Linked DNA regions of Homo sapiens: region 2 is linked to region 1. Evidence: chromatin loops called from intact Hi-C (ENCODE). Cell type or tissue: dorsolateral prefrontal cortex. All regions are shown on one strand. Each heading gives the region's core, and the rest is flanking DNA. Links, peaks and the distances in the headings are about the cores only.

Region 1 (8,347 bases), core at 34-8,033:
TTTTTGTTACTATAGTCTCCAACCAGCATCCGTGGAGGTTGCAGACACCTGTAATTCTATCAGGTTAGCATACTCTAAAGGCTTTTAAGGCAGTGCCTGGGCCACAGCTTTTTCAATGGCCTTCAAGACTTGCTGCCTCAAAGCACTCTATTCAAAGTCAGCAGCTTTGCTAGTCATTTTGTCTCAGGAGATCAAAAAAATTATCTTTTTAGAAATTCATAATTCTAGTTTTTATAGATGTACTTTTAAAATTATTTTATTTATCGGCTGGGCGCGGTGGCTCACACCTATAATCCCAGCACTTTGGGAGGCTGAGATGAGCGGATCACTTGAGGTCAGGAGTTCGAGACCAGCCTGGCCAACGTGGTGAAACCCCATCTCTACTAAAAATACAGAAAATTAGCCAGGCATGGTGGCAGGCACCTGTAATCACAGCTACTCGGGAGGCTGAGGCAGGAGAATTGCTTGAACGCAAGAGGCGGAGGTTGCAGTGAGCCTAGATTGCGCCATTGCACTCCAGCCTAGGCAAGAAGAGCCAAACTCTGTCTCAAAAAAAAAAAATAAAATTGTTTTATTTATCTGAATTGTTTCTTAAGTGTTTTGTGCTTCTAAATTAATAGCTATTATGGACTTTACAATTAATAACTCATTGGAGAAACAAGCACTTACCTGCCATTTATCAAACAAAAGTGTAACAAATTTTACTTTTCTGAATACCAACATGCTAAAAAAACAGACTCAAGTAATTGGTTCCTAAAGTCTTTTTACTGAAAATTGCTAATTTCATCAAAGTCAACTTGGAATGCTTGGGGAAAAAAGAATGAGATGTCTTCTCATCATATTAATATATTTAAACAGTGAAAAATCTAAGATTCAGGTACTTAACAATTTAATGAATCAGAATATTAGGAACCAGAAATATCTTCTTATTTATTTAAAGAAGTGGTGCCCTTTAAGTAAATAAGTGGTTGCTTATTTACAATTTTTTTTTTCTTTATTCATGCTCTGCACATTTTTGACAGAATATAAGTAGATCAATGTCGGTTTTAAACATAATGTTATGGGCTGTAACACAGCACATATTTCCACAGTGGCGTTATAATGATAGATAAGTGAGAATTAAGCAACTTGGCACCACCGCTTGCCTACAACATTAAACCATGATTCCAGTCAATCTCTGAATGTTTTGACACCGTCAGAAATATTGTAAATTATTGTCACTTATGATGAATATCCTGGTTCTATTCTTTTTTTCCAGTGAGTTACAGAGACTACCTGACTTTGACTATGTGGACTTCAGAAGTTAATCTCTGCTGGCATCTTTTCCAAAAAAAGATTACCACCATCAATTCCAATGTGATATATATTTGTATAAAGAAGATAGTTCCAACTGCAAGGAAGAACACCAAAACACTGAGTATGGAGAAGAGTGGGAGAATCATTGTCCCCTGTTCAGAGCATGAAAGACTGCCCACGGTCTGACAGGAGACCGTGTTGTTCTTCAAACGTAATTAAAGATTCTTTGAATATGTTTTCTCCTGCTCAAGTAATAACTTGTGATTTTAGTGCTGAATTGCCTTAAGGAATATATTGTTTCCAAACTTTCCAAATTCATGAATGTTAATTAAACTAACACTCTAAGGCCATTTTAAATCAAGCCTCTCTTGAAATAAGATTAAAGTCTTAGATATTTCAGTAGTTATATAAATCAGGGTATATTTAAAATTTTATTTGATCATCTGAAATTTAATAAAAATAAATGTTTTGTGAGATAGTTGATGAATGGGGAGAAATCTGACCATTCAAGTCAGCTACAAAATATCTTCATATTCTTTCAGATGAAAAAAGAAGTCCCAGAAGCCTAATTATTGACATGATATCAATTCATTAAGGTATATATTGACAGGTCTTCTCTAGAGAAAAAGACTTAGCAGGATTGATGAAGCATGTTGACACTGAAGAGAGAGATTTGGAAATAAATAAATCCACTGTGCTTTATACAAAAGCTCTTTGCTCATCTATTTTTAGCAGAAATCTTGGGAAGGTATTGTGTGTCTGTGTGCGTGCATGTACATGCATGTGTGCATGCAATTATCAAAAGACTATTCTTGGAATCTTTTGTCCAAGATAGACTGACTAAATAATCATTCATTCTACCACTCTGAACTATTTACATGACTGTTTTTCGTAAACCCAAAGTAAAATAATACAGTGATATGACATTCCATGGGAGGCAAAGTAGGCCATTAACTGCTGCTCTGGCAATTTCTGTTTAACAAGCTCCATTCGCATTATGTTTCTTATTTCTCTCTAATGAATAAAACAAACCACAACATTTCTTTCTACTTGTACTAATTTCAACAGAGTGTACAAAGTCCATACACAGTTCCATGAATACGTGAAATTAGCAAAATTTGGGGCTTACTTAGTATTAGCCAGAAGGGGAATAATTATTGATTTATTTATTGTTGGTCATTCATTCTATGCACAGTTATTGTGAACTTATTTTGTGTCCATATGTCCTAAATGTGTAGGAAATAAACTGGCTAACAGCAAAACCTTCACTTCTAAGTGGGGAATGAAGAGAATATGCTTAAAAATGCTGCACAGGAAGCGTTAGAGGCCCAGAAATTTATGCACAGGGAAAAATAAGTTTTCAAGCAGTGTTCAAACTGGGCAGCCTCTTTTTCTGAAAGCTAGAATTATATACAGTGAAAAAAAATGTTTTTATTCAGTGTAGAAACAGGAAATAGTTTTGCTATCACAAGGTGCAGATTTGTACTCTCACTTTATACCACTAACTTCACTCTTATTACAACAGCATTTTTCTCTTTCTCTTCTCTGCTCCCCTGTCATCACCACCCCTGCAGTGTGGCTCAGTGAAGTACAGACACAGAGAGAATGTAGCCAAAATGAACAGTGAAAGCTGAGCTCAGAAGAAACAGAGAGGGCATTTCTTAGGTCACAGGAAACACATTTTTTGGAACATGTATCCGAGAAAAATGAAGCTTCTTAAATTCCAGTATCTCATATATTGGAGTCATTAAGGATGAGAAAAAAAAGAGACAAAAATAGTGCTGAACAATCTCCACTTAACTAAATTCAGATGTGTGAGTAATTACGCATCAAAATAGCATTCTTTGCAATTTCTGGAGAAAACAATACAAGGAAACCACCATTTGACACACATGGGCATGAAGGATGGAAGGGTTTGGACTTTTTAAACAATTTTATAAGAGACACCATCAGGAAAGAAGTAAAAATGAAAGAGGAAGGATATTACAGAACCTTGAAGAATGTACTCCCTTCTTGCATGCCCCCCACTTCTTGGAGAAAGAGGGAAAAAATAGTGGAGGAGAAAGAACAGGGCAGTCAATAAAGTAGGAAATCAACCAGGATGATGCTATGTCTCTGACACCAAAAGAAGGCAGTTTTGATAAGGAGAGGACAATAAAGTCAGATGCAAAAGAAGGTTCAAGTACATTGAGATCTAAATAACCTCAAGGTCTAGGACTAGGCACAGAGGTCAGCTTAGAAACAATTAGATAAGTGGTAGGTCTTAGAGGGTGAATGATTAATTCAGCCACAGATTGACTAATGAATTTTCATCACAAGTACCCAAAGGAGACTTTTTCTCATAGAATATCATGTCCCTTTTAGGACAGCAGGGGTCACTAACATACACTGGTCATTCATCCTGGACAAGTAGACCCTATGAATGTTCATGATGCAGACATATTCAGATACTGCTACGACTCTGATATTTCTATAATTCTTTAATCATAATTTGAATAATGAAACATATTTGGTTTTCACAAGATGAATGATTTAGTCATTTAGTGTCTCCTAAATTTATTTATCAGAAACCACAAAAAATTGTCAAAGACAGTATATACCCTTCTTAAGTACTGCTAAGTGCTGATTAATGTGGATTGCATTACCAAGCCATTTGATCATAAGTTATGCTGCATTATATGATCCAGATCCATCCTTTTACATACCATAGCTATCTAAATATAGTACATTGCACCAGTGGGCAAACAATGATGTGAATCAAGATCAAATAGGTAATGCCTTCTCTTCATTGTCTTGGGCTACCTTTTAGATGTGCTATAATAACAAGCAGACTCTAGGCATCTGATAGACAGGACAGCTGGGCAGGCGAGTTAGCAATTCTGGCACTATCATATTGCAGGTGCAGGAATAAAATTCTCAAATACTTGAGAACAGTTGCCTATGGGCCAGCTATGAACTTGACCTCATTTCAGATAACAGCTTTTCCTTTTCACCCACAGCACAGCTGAAGTTTAGAATAGAATTTATTTAGCTCAACTTTCAAAAAGAAATTGATTCAGAGCCTACTTTCCTAAGACTCCTTTGAAGAGAAAATGCCATGAGTGTTTTTTCTTGGTGTTTAAAAGGTTTATGAAGAACAAATTATCTAGATAGTTCTTTAGTGAGTGAGAATAAAGTCCATGCTTTTGTTCCTAATATAGCCCTTGTATATTTCAGATACTTTATGTGCTTCATGGAAATTTTTGTTTGGGAATTTTTAAAATTTTGATAAGATGTAGCCCTTGCATTAATGAATGATTTTATGTCTTTGATTATACCACTCACATTTTAATAGAAGTGTATTTTGTCCTGATGGTATTTTCTACTCAGGGAATGATTACATTGAATAATTTTACCTCGAGGTAATACAAAATTTTATTGAGTGGTTACCTTTCCAAAATTAGAAATAAAATAATAAAACATTAACTATATATTTGAGAAACCTGAATAAATTGTCACTTAACTCTGAAGAATAGAAGTTCCTTAAAAATATTTTACCCCAAAGTAGGGCAAATGAGTATTCAATGATTATTAAACCAAAGACTTTACATAATTTACAGAATAAAAATAGTCAGACTAGTATGAGCTACTCAGTCCAGTTCCTGATTAAACTGTATTAAATGGGGATGGCAATAGGAAAACTGATGGCTTTTAAAACACGCCATGACTACCATGACACTGTGGAATGAAAGTAATGTTCCATTAACAGGCATTTTCACTATCCTGTATCTTGTCTTTCCCAACCCTTAGTAAAGTACACAAAGAACACTGACTATTTTAGATAAGAGAGCCCTCAACATCTTACTTTTTATTTCTAATTGGCATAACATCCCTTCTTTATGCACTTGCTAAAACCTATGTCTATATACATACACAGTGAGCCCATCTTACTTGACACCCCCACAAAACACACTTGTACCTTGTATCACTACACATGAATGTCTCATACTGGGTCTAATCATGTTCAAAGTATAAGTCTTTAAGTTAGGAAAAATTAATCCAGCAAATATTTTTAGTCCCAAACTTGTGCAAAGAACTGGGCAAGGATTTGTTTATGTCACTAAGGAATAACTAAGCATAATCCTTGCTTTTAAAGAGATGTTCAGCCAAAAAGAATGTGACACGGGTGCAGGTTATATATCAAGTACAAACTGTTTAAAGAAGGAATGGGATGGGGTTAGGGAAGATCACGATTCTGAGATGTCATAATAAAGAATTTCCATGTGACTTGGCTCTGAGTGGCTGGATAGTACTGCCAGACAGGAGTTGACATCGAGGTGAAGGGATAATCATTTCAAGGACAGAAAACAATATGATCAAAACTATGAAATTAGAAAAGAGTAGGAAACCAATATGTATAAAAATAGGGGAGCATTTGTGATTGGGAGTCTCTACTTCTGATATTTTTCTCTGCATCCTATTCATTCTTCAAAACTTTGCTTATAAATACCTCCTCAAAGAAAGACACCACCAAGCCAGACAAATATTTCTATCATATTTCTGTTGTACATGGTATCATATTACAGTCTACCTGAGAACATATTTTATTAAGTAATTAAGTTGCAAATATCAAAAGGACAAAGGTTGTTACTTAAATCATCCCTTTTCACCCATAGCACATGAACCTATAATCAGTATCATGAACCTATAATCCAGTGCATGGTACTTTGCAAATATTTGTTGAACAAATAAATCATTGAATGCTCAAATAGTTAATATTAGGATGCATTTTCATGTGCACCCTCCCATTTAGTTTTAGCATTTTTTGAGAGGTGTAAGATAGGTTTTGTATGTCATATTCAATCTTTTGGAAAACACTTTGTTCAAAATAAGTCTCTGCTCTCAAAGATAAAACAATTATTCTACATCCAAACAAAATGGCTTGTATAAGCATGGTTGTTCATAGTTTCGTGTATCAATGAAAAAAAAAACACTGACCTTCATATTGGAAATTTTACTTCTAAATCACAATGCTCCATATTGAGGCCATGTTAGAGTTTTCTTATGCATCTATTCTGCATCTGAAATTCTGAATGTCGAAACACCTCTTTTACTCAATACCACCTATAAGACTATAATAACAGTAACTGATGTCAAGAGTAACAAAAGTGAGGACACAATGTCTTGAAAATATATGTGTACTTAGAATTGTATGTAAAAGTGCTAACAGCAAATTTCTTCTTTGCCTAGCTGTATACAACCCTTTCTTTCTCAAGTCTAAACATAGTTAAATTTTCTATAATGTCAATGCCTTTTACTCTTAACTGCAAGGATTAGGGACATTGTTTCTCCTTAGAGTTAGAGCGACTCAAACCTCACTGATGACTCAACCCCCTAAATTTTACTTATTTTTTTGCCTTTTTTAATCTTGCCCATTTTGCTTTAATTTTTAATTATATAAGATAGTTTACTAATGTACCCTAATATTGAAGTATTTAACCAATATGGAAATAGTAAATTTTCTTTTTAATAACTACTTTATTCCAATTTAGTCTCTTCTATAGATATTAATACAAACATTAATGTATTTTTTCTGTGTATCAACCCAGATTTAAAAAAAATGTTTTACATGTCTACATAGTACCCATAGAAAATACGTTTATGTGTGTTACTGTGTTTTTCACTGATGATGTCACACTGTAGATGTCAATCCACCTTTGATTGTTTTTTATTTAACATCTTAGAGCTCTTCATATCAGTACACAAAGATCTATCATTTTTCTTTTTATACCTGCTTAGTACTCCACAGTGTGGCTATGCCATACTTGGCATACCATTCCTGTATAATAGATATTCCCATTATTTTGATGAATGATTGATTAAATTATATGTTCACATGCCAGATTATCATTTGAAATCTTTACTTATTTATAATCCCACTTGACAGTATATGAAAATATATTTACCTTCCACCTAACCCACATTTGATCTGATGCATCTTTTTAACATTTTCTAATGTTATCACCTGACATATTGTTTTTTAAATTTTTGTTTTCCTGATTACTAGTAAATTCAAGAATCTTTACATATTGTATATTCTTTTTATATAGTCTTAAGTTTTACACCTTTGTTTACATTGCCAGTTTTTCTATATTTTTTTATTTCTTATAAATCAACAGCAGTATTTTATACATTCAGATATTAATTTTTTCTTGTAAGTATTACAACTATCTTCTCACATACTTCTATGTCCTTTGATATTTATGGAGTATTTTATCCTATCATTTTCAAAAATGATGCAATGAAAATAATATTTTTTCATTTTGCATTGGTATTTCATATTTAAGAAGGCTCTAAAAGTCCTGAGGCCTACTCCCAGTTCTGTAGTCTTAATGATTTTTTAAATGTTTAGGATTTATTCAGTTTGAAATTTATTTTTTAAAATATGTTCAATTAATGATCTAATCTCATTTTTCTTAAAAGATAATTTACTACAAATGACCTTATAATTAAGTGTCTTCAGTGTAGAAAGTTGATATGAAATATCCCTCATTGTAGCAATTTGGTTTTTGCCTTGAGTTCTATTTTGGATGATAGTTAACTGTTGTCTATTCCACACACACACACACACACACACACACACACACACAGACACTCTCTCTCTCACAATCCCTCTCCTTTCCCTTCCCAAACTTCCTATGTAAAAAATTTTTGTTGTGTTTAACATGTCTTTGGAAACAACAGTGATGGTTTTCACTGTTCTAGGAAGCTAACAATAGGTTGTCATTCTAATATTCATCTGCTCAGACTTAGTCTTTCATTTTATACTATGTGTTATACTAATAAGCAGATTAAGTTTTCCAAATTTTAACACAAAACTTAGACCCACATTTTCTCTCTATCCTAGAGTTACCTCCCCAAAATAAGATGAGAATATTGGTGCTCGTTTACCTGTATTCTCCTTCTTCTCAAATGTTCTAAACCGCGCTCAGCTCCAGAAACCACCTTATTATTTAGATCTTCTGGTATTTTACTTTAAGATTGCTATTAAATTTCAATTTGTTAATATAAT
Region 2 (8,347 bases), core at 69-8,068, 110 kb after region 1:
TAAAAAATGCCACCAGAAGCCAGAAGATATTTAAAACAAAGAGAAAAGAATAATGTTCAACTTTGTCTTCAAGTAGTTATTGTACTGATAGTGGTGTTTATAAAGCTCTGAGAGATTGCTTTCATGTAAAATTATTTATCTAGGCAAAGCATCAATTAATCTTAAAAGCGAAATATACTGTCTTAGAAGTAAAATAACTTAAAAATTCACTCCCTTTCAGGTAAAACAAAAACATTTGAGGGTATATTGTAGCAAAGCAAACATAACAAAAGCAAGTGAATAATAAAAAGAAATAGATGTAGGATACAAGAAACAGAGATGGAAAAAATAAATACTGATGATTTGAATTTTCTAAACTTTGAATTAAGGTTTAAAAATTGTTTCACATTGAGCAAAAGAACTTTTATATCACAGGATGAGGTAAGACAATATAAAACTAACAAAAAATAGGCAACAAAAATAACCCTTCATAATCTTCTAAAAGCGTTTTATGCACCCCTAAACAGGAAACAGGGCTTCTAGATTCTGCCCTGAGATATACAGAGCTAGAAGACCACTTTTTTTTTTTACTACTAACTCCACCTTAACAATGAATAAGAGCTAAACTAAGTCATTCAAATTAATGACTTGTTTGGATCCCATCAAAGAGCTGAGTTGAGTTCACAGTGCAACCAACTGGCACCCATCAGGAGAGGCAATGCATGCAGGGGGAGGATGCACAAGGACACAACACCAAACTTAGGTTGATGGAATTGGATACTCGTAAGAAGAGTTCAGCTAGAATAATTGGCAAATTGGTAAAGACTGAGTGCAGACTGTTGAACAATGTGAAATCCCTAGAAGATCAAGAAACTGGGGAGTCAAGACCTTTCTTTAGGTTCTTACTTGTTATGGTTAGGCTGTGTTCCCACCCAAGTTTCACCTTGAATAGCAGCTCATGTGATTCCCATGTGTTGTGGAAGGACCCGGTGAGAGGTAATTTAATCATGTGGGTGGGATTTTTCCTGTGTTGTTCTAGTGGTAGTAAATAATTCTGATGAGAGCTGATGGTTTTATAAATGGTAATTACCCTGCACAAGCTCTCTTGCCTGCTGCCATGTAAGAGGTGACATTGCTCCTCTTTTGCCTTCCGCCATGGTTGTGAGGCCTCCCCAGTCATGTGGTACTGTTAGTCAATTAAACCTCTTTCCTTTATAAATTACCCACTCTTGGGTATGTCTTTATTAGCTGCATGAGAACAGACTAATACAGTAAATTTGCACCAGTAGAGTGGGGTGCTGCTGTAAAGATACCCGAAAATGTAGAAGCAACTTTGGAACTAGGTAACAGGCAGAGGTTGGAACAGTTTGGAGGACCCAGAAGAAGACAGGAAAATGTGAGAAAGTTTGGATCTTCCTAGAGACTTGTTGAATGGCTTTGACCAGAATGCTGATAGTGATATGGACATTAAAGTCTAGGCTCTGATGGTCTCAGATGGAGATGAGGAACTTGTTGGGAATTAGAGTAAAGGTGACTCTTGCTATGCAAAGAGGCTGGCAGCATTTGCCCCTGCCCTAGAGATGTGTAGAACTTTGAATTTGAGAGAGATAATTTAGGGTATCTGGGGGAAATAATTTCTTTAAAAGTTTGGAAAATTTGCAGCCTGACCATGTGGTAGAAAAGAAAAACCCATTTTCTGGGGAGAAATTGAAGCAGCTGCAGAAATTTGCATAAGTAACGAGGAGTCAAATATTAATCAACAAGACAATAGGAAAAATGTCTCCAGTGCATGTCAAAGACTTTTGTGGCAGCCCCTCCCATCACAGGCCTGGAGGCCTAGGAGGAAAAAATGGCTTCCTGGGCCAGGCCCAGGGACCCCTGCTCTATGCAGCCTCAGGACATGGTGCCCTGTGTCCCAGTTGCTTCAGATCCAGCTATGGCTAAAAGGGGCCAAAGTCAAGCTCACAGTGCTGCTTCAGAGTGTGTAATCCCCAAGCCTTGGCAGCTTAAATGTGGTGTTGAGCATCTGGGTACAGAAAAGTCAAGAATTGAGGTTCAGAAACCTCTGCCTAGATTTCAAAGGATGTATGGAAACTCCTGGATGTCCAGAGAGAAGTGTGCTGCAGGGGCAGATCCCTCATGGAGAACCTCTGCTTGGATAGTGCAGAAGCAAAGTGTGGGGTGTGAGGCCCCTACAGAGTTCTCACTGGAGCACTTGCCTAGTGGAGCTGTGAGAAGAGGGCCACTGTCTTCCAGATCCCAGAATCGTAGATCCACTGACAGCTTGCTCCGTGTACTCGGAAAAGCCATATACATTCAACACCAGCCCATGAAAGCAGCCAGGAGAGAGGCTGTACCCTGGAAAGCCACAGCGGCAGAGCTGTCCAAGACCATGGGAACACACCTCTTGCATCAGCGTGACCTGGATGTTAGACATGGAGTCAAAGGAGATCATTTTGGAGCTCTAAGATTTGACTGCTGCATTGGATTTCAGATTTGCATGGGGCCTGTGGCACCTTTGTTTTGACCAATTTCTCCCATTCAGAATGGTCATATTTTCACAATGCCTGTACCTGCATTGTGTATAGGAAATAACTAACTTGCAATTGATTTTACAGGTTCTTAAGCAGAAGGCACTTGCCTTGTCTCAGATGAAACTTTGGACTGTGGACTTTTGAGTTAATTTTGAAATGAGGTAAGAGTTTGGGGGAGTGTTGGGAAGGCATGATTGGTTTTGAAATGTGAGAACATGAGGTTTAGGAGGGACCAGGGGTGGAATGATATGGTTTAGCTGTGTTCCCACCCAAATCTCATTTTGAATTGTAGCTCTCATGATTCCCATGTGTCGTTGGAGGGATCTAATGGGAGGTAGTAAGCTTTCTTGCTTGCTGCCATGTGAGATGTGACTTTGCTCCTCATTCACCTTCCACCATGATTGTGAGGCCTCCCCAGCTACATGGAACTGTGAATCAATTAAACCTCCTTCTTTTATAAATTACCCAGCCTCTGGTATGTCTTTACTAGCAGTGTGAGAATAAACTAATACATTCCCTCACAAACTACATCAGGTACTCACAGAAAAAAAAAATGGAAACAGACCCAAGAAAAGAGGTACCCTTAAGGGAAGAGAAGAAAAACCATGTTGGAGGACAAAACATTTACCAAAGGTGGTATGTTGTGTAATAAATTGCTAGGGCTGCCATAGAAAACTACCACCCAATGTAGGTAACCAAAATAACAGAAATGTATTGTATCATAGTTCTGGAGGTTAGAAGTCCAAGATCAAAGTGTCATTCGGGTTGAATTCTTCTGTTGACTTTGAGGAAAAATCATTTTTATTTCTGTCTCTCTGGTGGTTGCTGGCATTCACTGGCTTGTAGACAAATAACCCCAATCTCCGCCTTCATGTTCACATGGCATTCTCCCTTTGTGCATGTCTGTCTCTGTGTCTAATGCTTTTCCCTTTCAAGAGCACATTAGTCATATTGAATTATGACCCACCCCAATGACCTTATTTTAATGTTTGCTTATTTGCATTTTTACTACTTCATAAAAATTCTGTCTCCAAATAAGGTTATTTTCTGAGGTAATGGAATTTAGGACTCCAATCCATGTTTTTTTGGGGAGCACAAGTCAACCCATACTATTGCCTTTCTACACTACAGAACATGAGTCTTTATCTTTGGGAAGGGCAAGAGCAATTGCTGTCCTTAGAGCACTGGCAAAAATTCACTACATTTGGAAAGGGAATAGGAGGAGAAAACATCCTATTCCTGCTGAGGGGCAACATTATGTGCTGAACCTCCAACTGTAGTTGAGTGAAGACCGAAAGAACCAAGAACCACAAGCCTCATAGACTCAGGGATACAATGCATGCCTAAGACTGAAACGTAGTCAGAAAAACAGTGATCACACCACTTACTATAAGCCAACAAGTGACAAATAACAAGTGACAATAGATTACTGTTAAAAAGAGTTGCAAGAGAAAAACAAAAACACGTCTATACTCTCTTTGAGGCATAACACAAATGGAAGCTCTAAATCTCAGAATCAAACAGATGTTGCTCTGGCAAACCATCCTCCACCCTACCGACTAGATATTGCTACAGAAATTTGAAATCTAATGTGCAGTGAGTGTAACCATAGCAACAACAAATATCAAACCTAGTCCAACTGTTAAATATATTAAATAAATCTCCACTGTAAAAGTCTGGTGGAAGAAAAAGAATACACATACCCAGACACGAAAACTTTCTACATTTTACTTGTCCCACATACAATGGCTGCCTAAAAAAAAATTATAAGGCATAAAAAGGCAAGAAGAAACAGAATCTGAAGAGACAACATGATCCTAAGAATTAGTCTCAGATATAACACAGCTCTGACAGGAAATTTCAAATAATTGATTAGTAAGTTTATAGCTCTTATAGAAAAAAAAGGACAAAAAGCAATACTATTTAGTATACAAAGCATCATAAAAATCAATGGTATTTCTAGACATTAGCAAGGAAAATTTAAATTTATTATTAAACCATTTACAATAGTATTTGTAAGAGGAGGGAGGCAGGAATGAAGAAAGGAAGAAAGGAAAGTGTTGTAGTTGAATTGATCCAAATTCACCCCCGGTAGTAAAATGTGGCTGCATTTAGAATGATTAAAAAGGAGATTAAGTTAAAATGAGGTCATTAACATGTGCCCTAATCCAGTTTGACTGGTCTCCTTGTCAGAAGAGGAAGTTTGGACACACAGGGAGGCATCAAGTGTGAGTTTATACAGAGGAATGACCATGTGAAGGCACAGCAAGAAGGCAGCCACCTACAAGCCAAGGAGAGAGGCCTCGGGAGAAACCTGCTGACGCTTTGATCTTGGACTTCTAGTCTCCAGAACTGAGAGAAAATTAATTTATATTGTTTGAGCCACCTAGTTTTTGTTAGGGTGGCCCTAGAAAACTAATACAAAGAGAAGGAATAAAAGAACAGAAAGGAAAAAGATATAACTCCAACAAATTATCTATAGAATTGTATGATAATAGTGACAATACTGAGGAGGAAATTAAAGAAAAGCTACATTAATAAAGAAAGATACTCTGTTTATGGACTTGAAGCTATTTTCAAGGGGTAAATTCTATCCAGTTTGATCTACAGATTCAACACAGTCTCAATCAAAATCATGGTAGTGTTCTATCTGTATTAACAAGAAGATTCTAAAATTATTGTGGAAAAGCAAAAGCAACTAAAATAATCAATGTAATTTTGAAAAATAAGAACAAAGCTGTTGAAGTCCACTACCTGATTTCATGATTTACACATAGATCAATGAATTACAATACAGAATCCAGAAACACACACACACACAGCAATAGTCAAATAATCTTTAATGAATATGCAAAAGAAATTGAAAGAAAGAATGGTATTTCAACAAACGTTGTTGGGACATATAAACATCTATACATCTGTATGCAAAAAAATCAATCTGGACACATCACACATTATACAAAAATTAGCTCAAATTACATAGACCTAAATATAAAACATAAATGTTCTAGAAAAAAAACCTGCATGACACTGGCTTAGGCAAACCATTTTTTTAAATACAACACTAAGAGTACAATCCATTAAAACACTGGAAAACTAGAAGTAATCAAAAATTAAAACATTTTGCCCTGTGAAATATATTGATCAGCAAAAGCAAAAAGAACTCTCTATAAACAGGGAATTAAAATTTGTATGTCATATCCTCATAAAGGAATTATATCTAGAAATTATAAGAAACTCACAAAAGTCAACAATTAAAAAATGAAGACTCAAAAAAGAAACAAAAATGAAATGGAGAATCCAATGTGAAAAATTAGGCTAAAGGCCTCAACAGATACTCAGCAAAGATATTAAGATGTATGGATGACAAAACAAACAATAAAAAAACCCAAAAAACAAAAAAACCATGGAAATGTGCTCAATATTTTTAGTCATTTGGGAAATGTAGAGTAAATCACAATGAGATACTACTAACCACCTACTAAAATGTTTTAAAAATGGTAATATGCGCTGTGAGGATGCAGAGCAATTGGAGCTCTCCAATAATTTGTGGTGGGAGTGCAAAAATGGTAGCCACTTTGGAACATTTTCCAGCAATTTCTTAAACGGTTTACATGCATTTGCCTTATGACCTAGATTCCCACTCCTGGCTTTCTACCTACAAGAAATGACAATATATATTCACACAGAACTCAGTATGAAAGAAATGGAAATATCACGATTAGAACATGACAATAATAAATTGCTAAAGGCAAGATTCTACTAATGAATTCAGAAATTACAGGGAGAAAGCTTAAGCCAAACCAAGATATTTATTTAGTTTCAAAGTATCTCCTCCAAAACATTTAGTAATTACAAAGACTGAAAAGAAAAATTACTGTAAAGAATCCTGACATATCCCACCTGCTACAGTGTGAATGCTTGTCTCCTCTCCAAACTTCAAGTTGAAAGTTAAACCCCAATGTGATAGTATGATAGTAATAAGAGGTGGGTCTTTAGGAGGTGATTAAGTCATGAGGAAATTAGCTAGGTCTTTTTTGTCCTGTCCCTTCCACCATGTGAAGACACAGCATTTGTCTCCTCTGGAGGATGCAGCAAGAATGCTCCATTTTGGAAGCAGAGAATAATAGCCTTCACCAGACATTGAACCTGCTGGTGTCTTGTTGTTAAACTGCCCAGCCTCCAGAACCATGAGAAATACATGTTTGTGGTTTATAAATTATCTAGTTTCACACATTTTTGATACAGCAACACAAATGGATTAAGACATTGCGGTGTCCAAGTGATCAGGACCAACAGTAATGGATAGTTATTTTAGATGACTCCAGATCTGATGCACATGACCTTTTTTGCATCGTTCCCAATAATTCATCACCTCAATCTGAGTAGGAGAAAATATGAGGCACACCCAAATTGAGAGACATTCTACAAAATAATTGACCAATAATCATCAATGATATCAAGGTCTGTAACAATGTGGACAGAATATGAAACTGCTTCAGATTGGAGGAAGCTAAGGAGACATGACAACTAAATGTAATGTATGATTCTAAATTGGATTTTGGAAAAGATAAAAGACATTAGTGCCAACACTGATAAAATCAAAATAAGCTCTTTACTTTAGTTAATATATTGCACCAAAGTCAGCTTCACAGTTTTGATAAGCATTCTGGAGTTATAGAAGACATTGCCAAAGGAGAAGCTGGTTAACGGTATATGGGAACTCCCTGCAGTATTTCTGGAACTCTTCTTTAAAACTAAAATAACTCATTTTTTTAAAAAAGGAAGTAGATATGCATTCTTCCATTTCCTATTCCCTTTTCTCCTTTGAGGGTGACTGCATGACCAGAGTGAAGGAGTCAGCTGAGCCTAAGAGGTAGTGATACTGAGGAGATGGTAGCAGGGATAGGTCCAGGGTGTGGTAAAGCCAACAAGACCAGCACTTTCCTGCTTTCCTCTGGCCTCTAGTGATGACTTACTATTCTTTAAATTCAGGAGCTTTTCTGATTTTAGCTCTCTGATTTGAGTGTGGGACACCTGCAGAATCCATCTGCTATTGAAAATTTCCAAACATAAGCCTCAAATTGAGATTCACAGAATTCACAATTGAATTCACAGAAGATTCAAATCTTCTAATTTGCCTTTCCTCTTCCTCTAAGAGACAACTAGGAAAGTGTATGGGAACCTCTACTTACTCTGCCCTAACCTCCAGAACTTTGATCTTAAACCTATACTTTTAACTTTCACTTTACACCCAGGAAATGAAGTTGTATTTACTCATCTGTTGCTAACAAGTGGAATATGATGGTAAAATGAAAGTTCTAACAAAGACTTTGCAAAAATGATATCAGATGCACAAATGACAGGCGGCCCTACAGGGCTAGAAGGAAATAGGTGGACAAGAATTAGTTAGACAACTATTTAAATTTTACTTACACGGCATTAGTAAATATTTCAAAAGAGCAGATATGAGTATTTGTGAAAAGAGGTTTTGAAGGAGTGGTTGGTATAAAAGAGGAATGCCTGCTCCTCACAATAAGCATATAAAGGGGTGCCGTGGAAAAAACCTGATATGTGCCAGTGTAATTGAGGGAAAGAGTGGACTGGTCCCTGCTGTAAGAGATTTGGGGATGAGTGCTCCTTGTGGAACAGATGTGGGCCAAGCGTGAGAAAGAACCACTGTGGAGTCACCTTAGTTCCAAAAGAGCCACCTGAAGAGTTGAAGAGTCATCAGCAGAGAGAAGTGGAGCTATTTATAGAATCCTAGAAATTACAAAATGTGTAAGTGGCCAGCTACAGGAAAGATGCTTTTGTCTCAGTCAAAGGAGCTGTAG

Evidence for each region. Peaks named below come from ENCODE experiments on the same cell type or tissue, not always from the same donor. Only the 100,000 strongest peaks of a DNase experiment are listed, where the experiment ranks them.
Region 2: it touches region 1 in a loop (5-fold over the local background); 4 of 110 quality-filtered maps call a loop at or near these places.

The regions. Positions count from the first base shown.
Region 1 is chr3:144,766,326-144,774,672 of GRCh38, reverse strand. No RefSeq gene overlaps it. Among named protein-coding and RNA genes, the nearest start is that of DIPK2A, 800 kb to the right of the region's middle. In dorsolateral prefrontal cortex, for the core only: a CTCF peak has its summit at 3,663 (motif pointing right); no DNase peak of the experiment used is centred there; H3K4me3 peaks cover 327 bases; H3K27ac peaks cover 3,917 bases.
Region 2 is chr3:144,659,330-144,667,676 of GRCh38, reverse strand. No RefSeq gene overlaps it. Among named protein-coding and RNA genes, the nearest start is that of DIPK2A, 690 kb to the right of the region's middle. In dorsolateral prefrontal cortex, for the core only: a CTCF peak has its summit at 3,954; no DNase peak of the experiment used is centred there; H3K27ac peaks cover 5,673 bases.